Regions from separate parts of the Homo sapiens genome. Here region 1 is linked to region 2. Evidence: read pairs that join two places in POLR2A ChIA-PET (ENCODE). Cell type or tissue: Caco-2. All regions are shown on one strand. Links, peaks and the distances in the headings refer to the core of each region. The heading gives the core; the rest is flanking DNA. Region 1 has its middle 260 kb from the start of CHAC2. Region 2 overlaps LOC105369165 (a long non-coding RNA gene).

The links. ChIA-PET counts read pairs that join two places held together with the same protein. Peaks named below come from ENCODE experiments on the same cell type or tissue, not always from the same donor. Only the 100,000 strongest peaks of a DNase experiment are listed, where the experiment ranks them.
Region 1: POLR2A ChIA-PET joins it to region 2 with 9 read pairs; 2 of 35 experiments call an interaction of 5 or more read pairs at or near these places.

The regions. Positions count from the first base shown.
Region 1 is chr2:53,502,406-53,509,874 of GRCh38, forward strand. No RefSeq gene overlaps it. Among named protein-coding and RNA genes, the nearest start is that of CHAC2, 260 kb to the right of the region's middle. RefSeq lists an enhancer at 7,250-7,469. In Caco-2, for the core only: no CTCF peak of the experiment used is centred there; a DNase peak (open chromatin) is centred at 3,626.
Region 2 is chr2:52,983,079-52,990,547 of GRCh38, forward strand. All of the region lies in intron 1 of LOC105369165 (a long non-coding RNA gene), which reads right to left. Among named protein-coding and RNA genes, the nearest start is that of MIR4431, 280 kb to the left of the region's middle. In Caco-2, for the core only: no CTCF peak of the experiment used is centred there; no DNase peak of the experiment used is centred there.

The DNA.
Region 1 (7,469 bases), core at 1,182-6,181, 520 kb after region 2:
CAACGTGCAGGTTTGTTACATATGTATACATGTGCCATGTTGGTGTGCTGCACCCATTAACTTCTCATTTACATTAGGTATATCTCCTAAAGCTATCCCTCCCCCCTCCCCCGACACCACAACAGGCCCCGGTGTGTGATGTTCCCCTTCCTGTGTCCATGTGTCCTCATTGTTCAATTCCCACCTATAAGTGAGAACATGGGGTGTTTGGTTTTTTGTCCTTGCGATAGTTTGCTGAGAATGATGATTTCCAGCTTCATCCATGTCCCTACAAAGGACATGAACTCATAGAAATTGGGGGATTTTTAAAGCCCCTGACAAAATAGACATTCAAAAATTGGCACCCTTCTTTCCAGCCTGGCGTTGCCATTGCCTGCCATATGACTTTGGGTAAGGTATGTACCTCTCTCAAGCATAAGCTCCATATCTATAAAATGAGGAGGCTGGCATTATGGATTCTAAAGGCCTCTTAACTAATGCTCTCTGCTTCTTCACCCTGTTGATGCCTTTTCTTTTCCAACACCTATGTTTTGCATTTTAGAATTATCAGAACAGCCTTCTGCCAGAACAGGCTGGGTTTTTCTTCTGTCTTCCTTCCATCTTTCTATTTTTTTCTACAAGTATCTCTACCAAATAGCTCTGAAAGAATTTTTAATGATATCATAGCATAGCTATACTTTATGCACATTAAGGGAAAAGATGGACCTCATTAGCTGAGTTGATTCCCTACCTCCCCCACTTCAATTCTTGGGGTAAAAAAAAGCAGTCTTAAGGGTTTTTAGACATGCTTACGAAATCCAAAATATCCAATCCAATCCTGGGAAGCAGGCTAAAATACACTTGACCTTCCCTGGAAGTGGGGTAAGGAAGCATGTAATGTTCCACGGAAAGTAAACCACTAGAAGAAAAACACAATTTTAAGATATCAAGGAGACTTAGGGCTCCTTTGTCATCCTCATTTATTCAAAAGAGGATTTTAGAGTCCAAAGGAATGAAGTTTTTTGCCTGATTGATCAATGAATCCACACAGTCAGAAGTGATACCTAGTAATACAGTGATCTCACTTTAATTTAAAAGGGGAGAGTGTACCCTGTCTCGTGGTTGCTTTTACTGTAACAGAAACAGCATCAGACATGATCTCTAGAACTGTAATTGTGCCAATGTGATTGTGGGATTATAGGTGACATTGGGCACACTGCTACATTTTTTTACATCTCATTTTCCATATAGCCAAAGAGGTTATAATAATACTGACCTCCTCTTGGGACTATTAGAGGAATCAAAAGTATAATAAAATGTGTCAAAGAACTTTCAAAGCATAAAGCCTTTTACAAATATAAAATGCTTTCTTATTAGCTATGCACATATCTACCTTTTGCCAGTTAAATGAGGTCAGGCTGGCTCCCCACAGGCTTGCGCCCCACTTTAAATGGAAATTAAAACATACCCTGCCCATGGGTTCACACTCCAATCACCTACACCGGCTTCTTTTGAACATCATTAAGCAGACAACTTGAAATGTATCATTCTTTCTTTTGAAACCTGCTCATCACCTGACCATCCAGAATAGCACCTCAGGAACAAAAGGTTTAAAACATGAACAAAATCTTCCAAAACCCAAGGTAATTTTAACAGAAGCCAGGGAATACTTGATATATATACCCTCTCCTCTCTCTTGAAACTTAAATGACAAGTGCCCAACTACGCATGCTGAAAAGAAGACTTTGCTTTGAAATATTCCCCAGGGACTAATGTCTTCATACAAAACAAGGCCAGAACATGCCATGATTTGAAAACATTTACAGTTGGCTTTGAGGAGAGCCGGTCTTGTTGTTGAGACAGCACTGGTGTAATAGAAAAAGCAGGGGCCTGGGAGCTAATTATCTTAGTGCTAGGCCTTGGCTTTGCCATTTTCTCAGACCACTTACTTATTTTGAGCCCCCTGAAGTCATGTAATGTAGCTCTGCCGCAATATCATTGCAAGGATTAAGCTGCATACACTCAAACTCAGCAAAGGATTAAATTGCATACACCTAAACTCAGTGGACTTCAGACGTTCACTGATTTAGATTTAGAGTGGACCTGAGCAGTCTCGAGTTTTTAAAAGAACCCCAGACAATTCTTATGCAGCCAGAAAAAAAACAAACAAACAAACAAAAAAAAAACATTGCCAAGGAAGCTGGCTACGCCTCATCAGCCTCAGATGGTGAGGAATGGGAGGGAGGCAGGGAACAGAGACCAAGTCCCAGCAGCCTACCAGCGTCCCAGCTCACTGTCTCCTCAGGCTCTCTCAAGCCCCTCAATTCTAGAGAGGGCCACCTTTACAGGTACAGCTTTCTCTTCACTCTGGATAACCACTCAGAACCGTGCATATCCTGGCTCTTGTCCACTTAGAATAGACCAGCAGATGTTAAAGCTCAAGCTGCATCAAACACTTCCTTTAGCACAATAGTATTCTCCCTGCCAAGCTTTCTTATCCTCCCTCACAACCCCCAGGTTCCCAAGATATACATGAAAAAGAACCCCCATCTCCAGGCCTGACTTTGGACTATTTACCTGCATGCAAACACTTTCCCAACTCTAAGTCTTCCCACCCAGTTCTCTCTACCAGCAAGCCCTTACCATCCGTCAAAACCCTACCTGTCCTTGAAGGTCCAGATTAAATGAAGCCTTCTAAGCTTTTTCCCCCCAGTGGAAAAAGTGTTACCTCCTTTTTTCCACTTGACCTTAAGATCGAGGACTACCTTTTTTAATCTTTGTGCCTTTGGGGCAACTAGCACAGTGATATGCACATGAGAGTTGCTTAATAAAGATTTGCTCAGTTTGCAAATTATGAGACATATTAAAACAAGAAAAGTCTCATTGCAATGGGAGGCAGCTATAGAGGAAGAGAGAAAAAAGCTAAATAAGAAAAAAAGAAGGTGCCACCCCCATTCTCCCAGTTATAGTCAGCAATTACCTCAATTATCTCTAGATTATGCACAATGAGGATTCACTCATTTCAAAAATTAAAATTTCATCTCCAAATCATGTTGACCAAATTAAGACATATGAGGCATAAAAATAGCCTGTTTACAAAGTTCGTTTTTTTGTTTTGTGTACAAAGCTCATTGTCCTACTCCATGCAACCTGATATTAAGCAGGACTTTAACCATCAGATGATGTTTATGAGTGAACATATCTAAGTCAATACTGTAAGTGTGCACAATTTTAATCCATATGTTTACCTAATTCTCATGCTCACACGGATGGTTAAATACTAAGTACATCAGGACCCCAGGAAACAGCCCATGGTTGTGCTGGACCCCTACTAACTTCAATAGGGATGGCACCAGTTTCAAAAGGACAAATAGGAGACCAAGAGCCAGCAAACAAGGCATGGGGTTTATTGAGGGAAACTTACATATGGGAATGGCCCAGAGGTGGTAGGCTGGACAGGAGAACTGCCATTCTGCAGAAAACATGCAGATTATATAGCATTTTTACTTAACACCCTCCCCTAACAACCTCCACCTGGCAATTTTCATTTACCCAAAAACAAAAGGCCTCAATCCCCTGTACAGCCCACATTCCACAGGACTGTCCAAAGGCTTAGGCGTTCCTCATCAGTAAAGAATGACCCTCTGGGTTAGCCACTCCTGGATTCCTCAGCTCAAAACTCTAAACACACATTCCAGTGTGTCTGCCATAAAGGGTCATTCTCAGCGTAGGCTTAAGTTATATACTGAATTGGCGTAGGCCATGACCTTAAGTTAAATTATTGCTGTCAGGTGCATCTGCCATACAACCACCTCAAACTGAATTGCCAAGGGAAAAAGGTCAAGCCATTCATTAATTCAGCAAATCTGCATTTAGCACCTACCATGTACCAGCATAATCATGAATCACTGCAGGAGTGGGGCCGCCATCTAAGAGAAGCATCCTGATCGTGACCAAGGTGTTCAAGGTCATGGCCTACATCAATTCAGTACATACAACCATGAAGTCGTTAGGTAAGTATTCACCAACATTTTTCAGATATATGAGGCTTATTTTCTGTTACAAACATATGATGGAAGCAAGTCTCTCGATAAATTTGGCCACACGCATACTAACATTTATCATCAAGTAATCACAAAATCTTCCACACACTCTGCTCTATCTGCTCACTGACATCCCGTGGGTTCATCATTTTAGGTAATCCAATGTGGCTTGAAAGATTCACCTGTTATGAATGAAACACTTATCTGCAGGGGTTGACAAACTTCTATCCATGAACCAAAGACCAGCCCTGCCTGTACATATTGTCCATGGCTGCTTTCATGGGACAAGGCAGAATTGAGTAATTGGAAAAGAGACCATTTGACTGGCACAGCATAAAATATTAACTATCCTATCCCTTATTGAAAAAGACTGCAATCTTGTACATTCTAGTAAAAGAAGGGACCGGGAATGGACATTTGGTTGGCCAACCAGCAATGCTTGCTACACAGATCACCTAATCATCCCACCTTGTCTCAATCGCATTTATTGTTATTGTTAAAAACTGCAACCATAAACATCATAAGGCAATGGAAATAATTCCTGATCATTACACAGCATAGTTTTACTTTTAAAAAGGTTTTTTTTTCCACATTTACAAAAATCTGCTTTCTTTCCTTACTGCAATCTTTTGAGGCAGAGGTTCTCTGATAGATGAGGAAACTGAGTGCAGGAGTGGCTGAGTGACTTGCCTAAAGTTGTGAAGTTGGTTAGTAGCAGAGCTGGAATGACCTGATTCTAATAACTGCTCCTGTGTGGCCGGGGCATGAGTAAGTCACGACAAAGCTCTCAGCCCAGACCTCTTTCTATTGGCTTTTTGTCCAAATGCTAAAATGGTTACTCTTCCAAGTCCTGGGGCCTTGGCATCTTGACAGATGAGTTAGAATGTGTGATCTGGGTCCAGCATGTCCTTCAGGCTTCCCACACTGTCTCTGGTCACAGGTGATGAGGCATCAGATAATGAGATCTCCCTAGAGGGCTCGCTAGATTGTTATACCTTATTTGTAAAAGGGTACAGAGTATCTTTAAAGAATTTTAACTGATTCATACTTCTTTAATAACACTAATTTCACCAAAAAGAGCCCTTTACATACGTCAATTAGGCTAATAAACAAGTCACTAATTTCACCTGTTATACCTCATTCCTAACATCTATTATTCTAATCAGCAAATCCTCTAGGGTTGATCAAAAATAAGTATAGCAGAAGTCCCCAGTAGCCCCATCTGGAGTATGGCTTTTTCTGATTAATTGTTAGCCGGACACTCCTGGAGCATGAACTTCTGATTAGGGCCACTGGTTTCCCCCAAACATACAGCTTAAACTCACACACATTCTTACTGTTATCCAATCTACACTAAAGTATGTAAAGTGAATTACAGACACTGTAACACACTGACATCAACATTTACAGTAAAACATGTTATAATATTCTCAAGTCACCAGGACTTGGTTCTAGCCACATTTGTAATTCCTCTATGTGCAGGCATTTTACTGAATCACAGCTTCAAATACCTTCTGATAGCTTCTATCAGTTCTCTAAAATTCAGTCCCACTTACTGAAAATGTAATGTAACTAATGCACAGCATCCCTAATTATAAAGCAGGGCTGACCATGGAAAAGGCATCGGACTCTTTTGCTACTGTAGTTTTAAACAAATTTACACTTCAGGCCAGGCATGGTGGCTCATGCCTGGAATCCCAACACTTTGGGAGGCCGAGGCAGGCAGATCACTTGAGGCCAGGAGTTCAAGACCAGCCTGGCCAACATGGTGAAACCCTGTCTCTACTAAAAATACAAAAATTAGCCAGGCGTGGTAGCATGTGCCTGTAGTCCCAGCTACTTGGGAGGCTGAGACATAAGAAGCTCGAACCCAGGAGGTGGAGGTTGCAGTGAGCCAAGATTGCACCACTGCACTCCAGCTTGGGTGACAGAATGAGACTGTCTCAAAAATAAATACACTTCAATCCCCCATGGATGATAAAGGAATTTGCCTCATGTATTAAGTCCTGAACCACAAACAGGAATATGCCTCCTTATTACATTTCGACCAGGGCGTATTTAGAGCTAGTGTCAGTAAGTACTTTTCTTTGCAAATAGGCCAGTAGGTTTTCCGAAGGGCAGAAAAAAAAATTTCTGCATTAATAAAAACAAAATAAAGAAGTTAATTCTTAAATATCACTGTTAAGAAACATGGAATTAAAACAAGAAGGTTAATATTCTAAGTCTCACTTTCTTATCTCGGGATTCTATTAATTTCACTTTTCCCATTTACCATGAACTAAATATGTGGCTTTTTAAAAAATTCCAGAAACAATATTCCCAGTCCTTTCTAATTAGAAGCCTCCAAAGTAAAATGAGAACAGTGGGAAAGTCTCTTCCTCATTTCAGCAAGCCACTGCTCACTGAGACTCCCCTGTGGTGAGACTGGGTCATTAGAAAGGAAAGAGGTTTAACTGACTCAGTTCCACACGCTTAACAGGAAGCTCCAGGAAGGCCTCAGGAAACTTACAATCATGGCAGAAAGGGAAGCAGGCACCTTCTTCACAAGGAGGCAGGAAAGAGAATAAATGTGAGTACAGGAAAAACTGCCACTTTTAAACCCATCAGATCTAGTGAGACTCACTATCACGAGAATAGCATGGGGGAAACCACCCCCATAATCCAATCACTTTCCTCCCTCGACTCGGGGGGATTACAACTCGAGATGACATTTAGGTGAGGACACAGAGCCAAACCACATCACCAAAGATCCTAAAATGGGCTGCTCTAAAGAATATCCCCATACCCAAGAAGCCACGCTCCCACCCTACTCCCAACAAAGGTAGCAAATGTTTGGTTCATTCATTAGGATTAATTTCTTGTAATACAGCCCCCCCCTTTTTTTTTTTTTTTTTATTTGAGATGGAGTCTTGCTCTGTAGCCCTGGCTGGAGTGCAGTGGCGTGATCTCGGCTCACTGCAAGCTCCGCCTCCCGGGTTCACGCCATTCTCCTGCCTCAGCCTCCCAAGTAGCTGGGAATACAGGCGCCCGCCACCACGCCTGGCTAATATTTTTGTATTTTTTGTTTAGTAGAGACGGGGTTTCACTGTGTTAGCCAGCGTGGTCTCGATCTCCCGACGTCGTGATACGCCCGCCTCGGCCTCCCAAAGTGCTGGGATTACAGGCGTGAGCCAGCGCGCTCGGCCTCTTGTAATACAGCGCTTCTCATTGAAAATACAAGGGAGATAATTTTTTACCTAGAATTTTCCATGTTTCCCATCGGCCAGTAAGGAAGACATGCTGCAGTAGTCAAAGCATTGTTTTAAAATATGTTGATACTCACATATAAATAGACGAGAAATAACAAAGCCAAGTGTCAATTTCCCAGCTCTAAATTTGCACTTAATACTGCACAAAATTCCACTCTGTTCCTTTTGCTGACACTGAAAATGAAATCCACAGACAGAA
Region 2 (7,469 bases), core at 1,386-6,385:
TCATGGGAAAGTCCATGGAAGGCCCTGTGAGCCATGGTAAGGGCTTTACATATTAAGTAAAAAGATAAGCTAGTAAAATATTTTCAGGAAATAAGTGACACCCATTCCATCATGCAATATTCATTCAGAACCATCAATATACCAGGAATTCATCTAAGCTGAAGATATTGTAACTATAGGCAAAAATTCCTGTCCTGATCTATGGGGATGTCCTTCTAGCTGCTGTGGAAAGGATTTACATGGGAACACTATTGGAAGCTGTGGAAGCTTACAGCAGTAATTCAGGCAAGAGACGGTGATGGTTCGTCTAGGGTAGCAACAGGGTAACAATTTTATTTAATCATAGGTTTCCTGGGAGCATGACATCCTTTAACATTATGCTGCCATACAGTAAATGTCCCCAAAATTATAACTTTTATTATTACAGAACAGCCAAGTGGATAACTCCAAATTTCACTGATTGTAGGGGTAAAAAACTACCACCATTCATTGGTTCCAGAAGAGAGGAATAGAAGCTGCAAATAACTGGCTATTTATTAAGAGTAACTGGCACAGCTAAGATAAGGGTAGAAACTGACAACAGGAAATCTTCACATTTGAACAGTGATGTCTCAGCACCATTTATTTTTCTCTGGATGAGGGAAAAACATAAAGTGGAGGAATGGAAAAGGACACAAAGGTTGGAGTGGTGGGATTAATAATAGCATCCCAAAGGCTGATGCGTGCATTTATTGAGGACATTGAGGAAATTACATAATCAATTCCAAATTGTTGTTTAAGAAAATACAATACTAGTTAGGATTTTTTTTATCTCTTCAATGGAAAGATATAGATATAGACACAAATATGTGTACATACACACACATGAAAATATGTGTTTATTATTTTGCTGAAACATTCCAAGTAAACAGCAGATACCACCACTGCCCCCAAATGCTTCAGCATAGATATCCTAAGACTAGAGACACGTGCCCACAATATTATTATCAAACAAAATTTACTAATATAATTAATGCATAGTCCATATTAAATTTCACCGTTATTCCAAAAGGGATTTTAAGGAGTTTTTTTAAGTCCAAGATCCAATTAAAATTCCACATGATATTTACTTGTTAAATTTCTTTTAGCTTAAGCTGACAATTCTCTTTGAATAAATTATGACATTGAAGGTTGCAAAATGCTGGTTTTTAAGTATGTCATTTCTTCTATACTTATTTGCTGGTTTTTAAATGATGTTTTGTTACAAAAACATTGCAAATACATTTTAAATATCAAGAAAATCAAAAGAAATTCATATGACTAATTTTTCTATTAAACAGGGAAGATTCCTGTGCTGATTATTTGTTAGTTTTGCCAGCCCAATATGTTCTCTCTCTCTCTCTTGCTTTCTGTGTGTGTGTATTGTTTTTGTGTATGTGTATGTGCATGTGTTTTGTTTTTGTTTTTGTTTGCACCATTTCAGATAGCAAAACCTTAATTTTCTTTTCTTTTATGGGATCCTTACCATCCTATTCATCTGTTCACATGGTTTGGAGAGGAGGGGAATTTCCCTCCTTTCTTTTTCCTTTTTTGAGACAGGGTCACGTTCTATTGCCCCAGCTGGAGTGCAGTGGCACAATCTTTGCTCACTTCAACCTCCGCCTCCCATGTTCATGTGATTCTCCTGCCTCAGCCTCCCAAGTAGCTGGGATTACAGATGTACACCACCACATCTGGCTAATTTTTGTATTTTAGTAGAGATGGGGTTTTGCCACCTTGGCCAGGGTGGTCTCTAACTCCTGATCTCAAATGATCTGCCCACTTCAGCCTTCCAAAGTGCTGGGATTACAGGCTTCAGTTACTGCACCAGCCCCTCCTTTCAACTTTTAAGGATAGAGACATAACCCATGACTGACCAATTAGAGAATTCTGCATCCAAGTCCACAGAACAGGGATAGGCACATGACCCAAGTGAGGTAAAGGGTTTTGTTGGAATTATTAGAAAGGAGATGTTATCTTTCTCTGGCACTGTTAAATGCAGAATAAGTAAGTCTGGAATTATAAATAAATAATTCATAATTACTGAATGAGACCAGCCGATCTGAAAAAGAAGAAAAGGAAAGCATTATCAACACAAGAGATGGACAAAGAAAAGTTGAGGATTGAGGTCATCAGTCAAACCCTTGGACCCAACCACTCCTGGAGCTGGTCTACCTCCAGATCTTCAGCCAAGTTAAGCAGTAAATTCCCTTTACAGAAAACACACACACACACACACACACACACACACACACACACACACACATTGAGTTGGGTTTCTGTCTTTTGCACCTAAATTATCCACCTAATAATACACTTATTAATCTTTATAAAGTTTAGACTGAGTAAGGCCTTTGATCCAGTCTCCTGGATTCATAGGTTAAAAAGTTCAGCTGCAGAGAAATTCTGAAAACACGGAGACTGCACAGCTAGTTAGTTGCAGAACCACAAGCAAAAATCAAGTTTTTAGATTCTCTGTTTAGTGTTCTCTTCTACCCTTTGTTATTTGGCTTCAAGTTATATTTTGCGTGTGAATCATAAGAGTTATGCACTGATGAATTAGATTTCGCCAACATTTGTGTAGGCAAATCAAATAAACCAGAAAAAAAATTTTCTTCTGAAAATAGTAGACCTAGCATTTTCTTTGAGCTTAATAACTCCTATCATTACTGAAGTCTTTAATATCTTAGCAATAGCCAAGTTCAAAATCCTCCAACCAAGAAAAACATAAACTATGCTACAATGTAATTCATGCCATGAAATTTCTATAGAAAGGAAATCACCTTATAATACATTGACTATTATATTTTCTATTATTGCTGTCCGCAAATATATTCTATTTTACAGGGAATTGTAACGTAATGAAATGTCATGTTATTAGCTATTAACAATATAACTGATTCAGATATTTGCTATTTTTAAAAGAAGAAAAATTGAGTACATTTGAAAGTTCTATGTGATACTACTTTTTAAAAATCTGTGATTATTATGATTTTAATTTCCCCAATATATTGTATATCTCTTTTTTTAACCTAAGTCACTTATTTGAAACACTGATTTTGTACATGTTATAGTAATTTTCCTTTAATTTCCCTAAAATCATTGGAATAAAAACATAATATCTGAAATAATCACACATACTCCAGCAATCAGGAAATCCAGTATTTATGTCAGACTCAAGAAATAACACCATTCCTTTCTGCCTGCACTAGGGAGCAACATGAAAATGGCCATTTATTTTGTTTTGTCATTTTCCTGAGCAGGGTACCCACAGGGTACTTAAATAGTTGCTTTCCTTTTTTGCCATCTCTCCAGGTTAAAAACAAAAATATATTCAGCTACCAAGAAATTAAATAGGTTATTTATGTTTCACTTGTCAAATCTATATTTCCAAATATCCCCTGAGCCAGATTTGCAGAGGAGTAAAGGTAGGGTGGAAGATATTTTATACATATTTAATTTGTTATTCTAAAGAGGTACAGTTCTTTTTTCTGTTAGTTTTCTTGGGCCTCTACGGTGTCAGTAATAATGGCATAATCGTGCTTTGAATGCTTTCTATGGAATTCCACAGGTTCAAATGTCCGAGTTGAGTGCCTTTAATTTTCCAGTAGGAGACTGTGGCATACTGGTTCATCTATACAATAAAAATTCTCTACAGTTCTTCCCACTGCTCCCCATCCCAAATCACGCTACACATGTAACATCTACACAGATGACAGATTGCTAGAACAAGACCTGATCAACTCTTCTTTATTTTAGGGTTTTTTTAATTTTAATCTTTGATTAAAGCTGACCACCGGGAACATTTTTATCTAGCAGAAAAGTAGTATTAGAATATCTGAAGGATAATAACTTCGCTTAATTAGATACTTTTTTCTTACATAAATACTCAATCAACAATAGCTCCATGTCAGTTTTATTTCTTGCCCACTTTCAGTATAAGGTAACTTCTGTACCTGTTGTAATGCTGCTTCTCTTGCTTATTTCTAGTCTCAGTTTGGTATTTCTTTCTTCCTTTTTTTTTTTTTTTTTTTTTTTTTCTTTTTGAGATGGAGTCTCGTTCTGTCACCCAGGCTAGAGTGCAGTGGCGCAATTTCAGCTCACTGCAACCTCCGCCTCCTGGGTTCAATCAACTCTCTTGTCTCAGCCTCCCGAGTAGCTGGGACTATAGGTGCATGCCACCATGACCGGGTAATTTTTGTATTTGTTTAGTAGAGACGAGGTTTCACCATATTCATCAGGCTGGTCTTGAACTCCTGAGCTCAGATGATCCATCCACCTCGGCCTCCCAAATCAGTTTGATATTTCAATAGTCAGAAACTACATGGAAGGGAAAGGAGGTAGCTGTTATAGTCTTTCTGATGAATAACATCTTAATCATATGTTAATGCATGAAAGAAAATGGGAACTCTGACAATGCCAACTTTATCAAACCAAAAAAATTCCATCAGCTACCTACAATTTAAAAGGTGTGTTCCACTAATGGATATACTTATGGCTAGACATTCTGACAATGTTCACCCTGAGAACTTCAAATGTCTTACATAAAATATCTTTTTTTTTCTATTTTTTATTTTATTATTATTATACTTAAAGTTTTAGGGTACATGTGCACAAGGTGCAGGTTCATTACATATGTATACATGTGCCATGCTGGTGTGCTGCACCCATTAGCTTGTCATTTAGCATTAGGCATATCTCCTAATGCTATCCCTCCCTCCTTCCCCCACCCCACAACAGTCCCCAGAGTGTGATGTTCCCCTTCCTGTGTCCATGTGTTCTCATCGTTCAATTCCCACCTATGAGTGAGAACATGTGGTGTTTGGTTTTTTGTCCTTGCAATACTTTACTGAGAATGATGATTTCCAATTTCATCCATGTCCCTACAAAGGACATGAACTCATCATTTTTATGGCTGCATAGTATTCCATGGTGTATATGTGCCACATTTTCTTAACCCAGTCTATCCTTGTTGGACATTTGGGTTGGTTCCAAGTCTTTGCTATTGTGAATAGTGCCACAATAAACATACGTGTGCATGTGTCTTTATAGCAGCATGATTTATAGTCCTTTGGGTATATACCCAGTAATGGGATGGCTGGGTCAAATGGTATTTCTAGTTCTAGATCCCTGAGGAATGGCCACACTGACTTCCACAATGGTTGAACTAGTTTCCAGTCCCACCAACAGCGTAAAAGTGATCCTATTTCTCCACATCCTCTCCAGCGCCTGTTGTTTCCTGACTTTTTAATGATTGCCATTCTGACTGGTGTGAGATGGTATCTCATTGTGGTTTTGATTTGCATTTCTCTGATGGCCAGTGATGGTGAGCATTTTTTCATGTGTTTTTTGGCTGCATAAATGTCTTCTTTTGAGAAGTGTGTGTTCATGTCCTTTGCCCATTTTTTGATGGGGTCATTTGTTTTCTTGTAAATTGGTTTGAGTTCATTGTAGATTCTGGTTATTAGCCCTTTGTCAGATGAGTAGGTTGCGAAAATTTTCTCCCATTTTGTAGGTTGCCCGTTCACTCTGATGGTAGTTTGTTTTGCTGTGCAGAAGCTCTTTAGTTTAATTAGATCTCATTTGTCAATTTTGTCTTTTGTTGCCATTGCTTTTGGTGTTTTAGACATGAAGTCCTTGCCCGTGCCTATGTCCTGAATGGTAATGCCTAGGTTTTCTTCTAGGGTTTTTATGGTTTTAGGTCTAACGTTTAAGTCTTTAATCCATCTTGAATTGATTTTTGTATAAGGTGTAAGGAAGGGATCCAGTTTCAGCTTTCTACATATGGCTAGCCAGTTTTCCTATCACCATTTATTAACTAGGGAATCCTTTCCCCATTGCTTGTCTTTCTCAGGTTTGTCAAAGATCAGATAGTTGTGGATATGCGGCATTATTTCTGAGGGCTCTGTTCTGTTCCATTGATCTATATCTCTGTTTTGGTACCAGTACCATGCTGTTTTGGTTACTGTAGCCTTATAGTATAGTTTGAAGTCAGGTAGAGTGATGCCTCCAGCTTTGTTCTTTTGGCTTAGGACTGACTTGGCGATGCGAGCTCTTTTTTGGTTCCATATGAACTTTAAAGTAGTTTTTTCCAATTCTGTGAAGAAAGGCATTGGTAGCTTGATGGGGATGGCATTGTATCTATAAATTACTTTGGGCAGTATGGCCATTTTCACGATATTGATTCTTCCTACCCATGAGCATGGAATGTTCTTCCATTTCTTTGTATCCTCTTTTGTTTCATTGAGCAGTGGTTTGTAGTTCTCCTTGAAGAGGTCCTTCACGTCCCTTGTAAGTTGGATTCCTAGGCATTTTATTCTCTTTGAAGCAATTGTGAATGGGAGTTCACTCATGATTTGGCTCTCTGTTTGTCTGTTATTGGTGTATAAGAATGCTTGTGATTTTTGTACAATGATTTTGTATCCTGAGACTTTGCTGAAGTTGCTTATCAGCTTAAGGAGATTTTGGGCTGAGACAATGGGGTTTTCTAGATATACAATCATGTCATCTGCGCACAGGGACAATTTGACTTGACTAAGCATTCTTTAAAGTACATTTATTGCTCAACATGGATAAAAAGACTTGTCTGAGGCCAAAATCTTAGTGAAAAGAGAATCCAAATAAGTAAACACAGCACTGACGCTTACTTTTGCCTTAGAGCCTTTAGCCAATTTTTGTTGATGTTGAGCTTTTATTTTCAATGGATGGGGTTGGAAAGATGGTAGTGGAAAAGGAGACATATCTTAGGAATTTGCCAAAAGAGTCTAAACAGAAGATCCCCACATTCAATTGGTATCCCAAATACTCCTTAGTGTAAAGATGATCAGAAATAAACCTGCATCTCCCTTTCAAGGGGGAAGCATGGAAAATTGCCTGTATAAAATCTTAGCACTGGGTTACAAAATATATTTCCCCTGAAAATGCATGTCTACAGCTAACTCTCGTTACAGCAGGTAGCAAAAACCTTCAATTCCATAATTTAGCTCAAACTAATCCTAGGTGCTTAATACCCTCAGGTGCTTGTTGAAAGCAGTAGGAAATACATTCTAGAGGACCAACTTTTGACCCACGTATCAAAGGATTTCAAATGATAAATTTTCCAGTAATATAAACACAGTGAATATTCACAAAAGTCAAAAGTAAATAAGACACCATGAGGAAAAAAAAAGCCAACATAAACAAATAAAACTATAAAGACTCAGATATTAGATATTTTACAAAATAGCTAGTATGTTTAATATGTTCCAAGAAATAAAATAGGGACCAGAAAATAAGAGTGAGCAGTAAGAGTATGTAAGATTGCCAGCAGGTTTGAAAAGAACCAAAAAGAATATCTCAAAATAAAAGTTGTAATTGAAAATGTATGTCAATGAACATAGAGACATAAGAATGAAGAAAAATTCAGAGAATGAAAAAACTGGAAGACTTATTTAAAGAAATTATCCAGTATT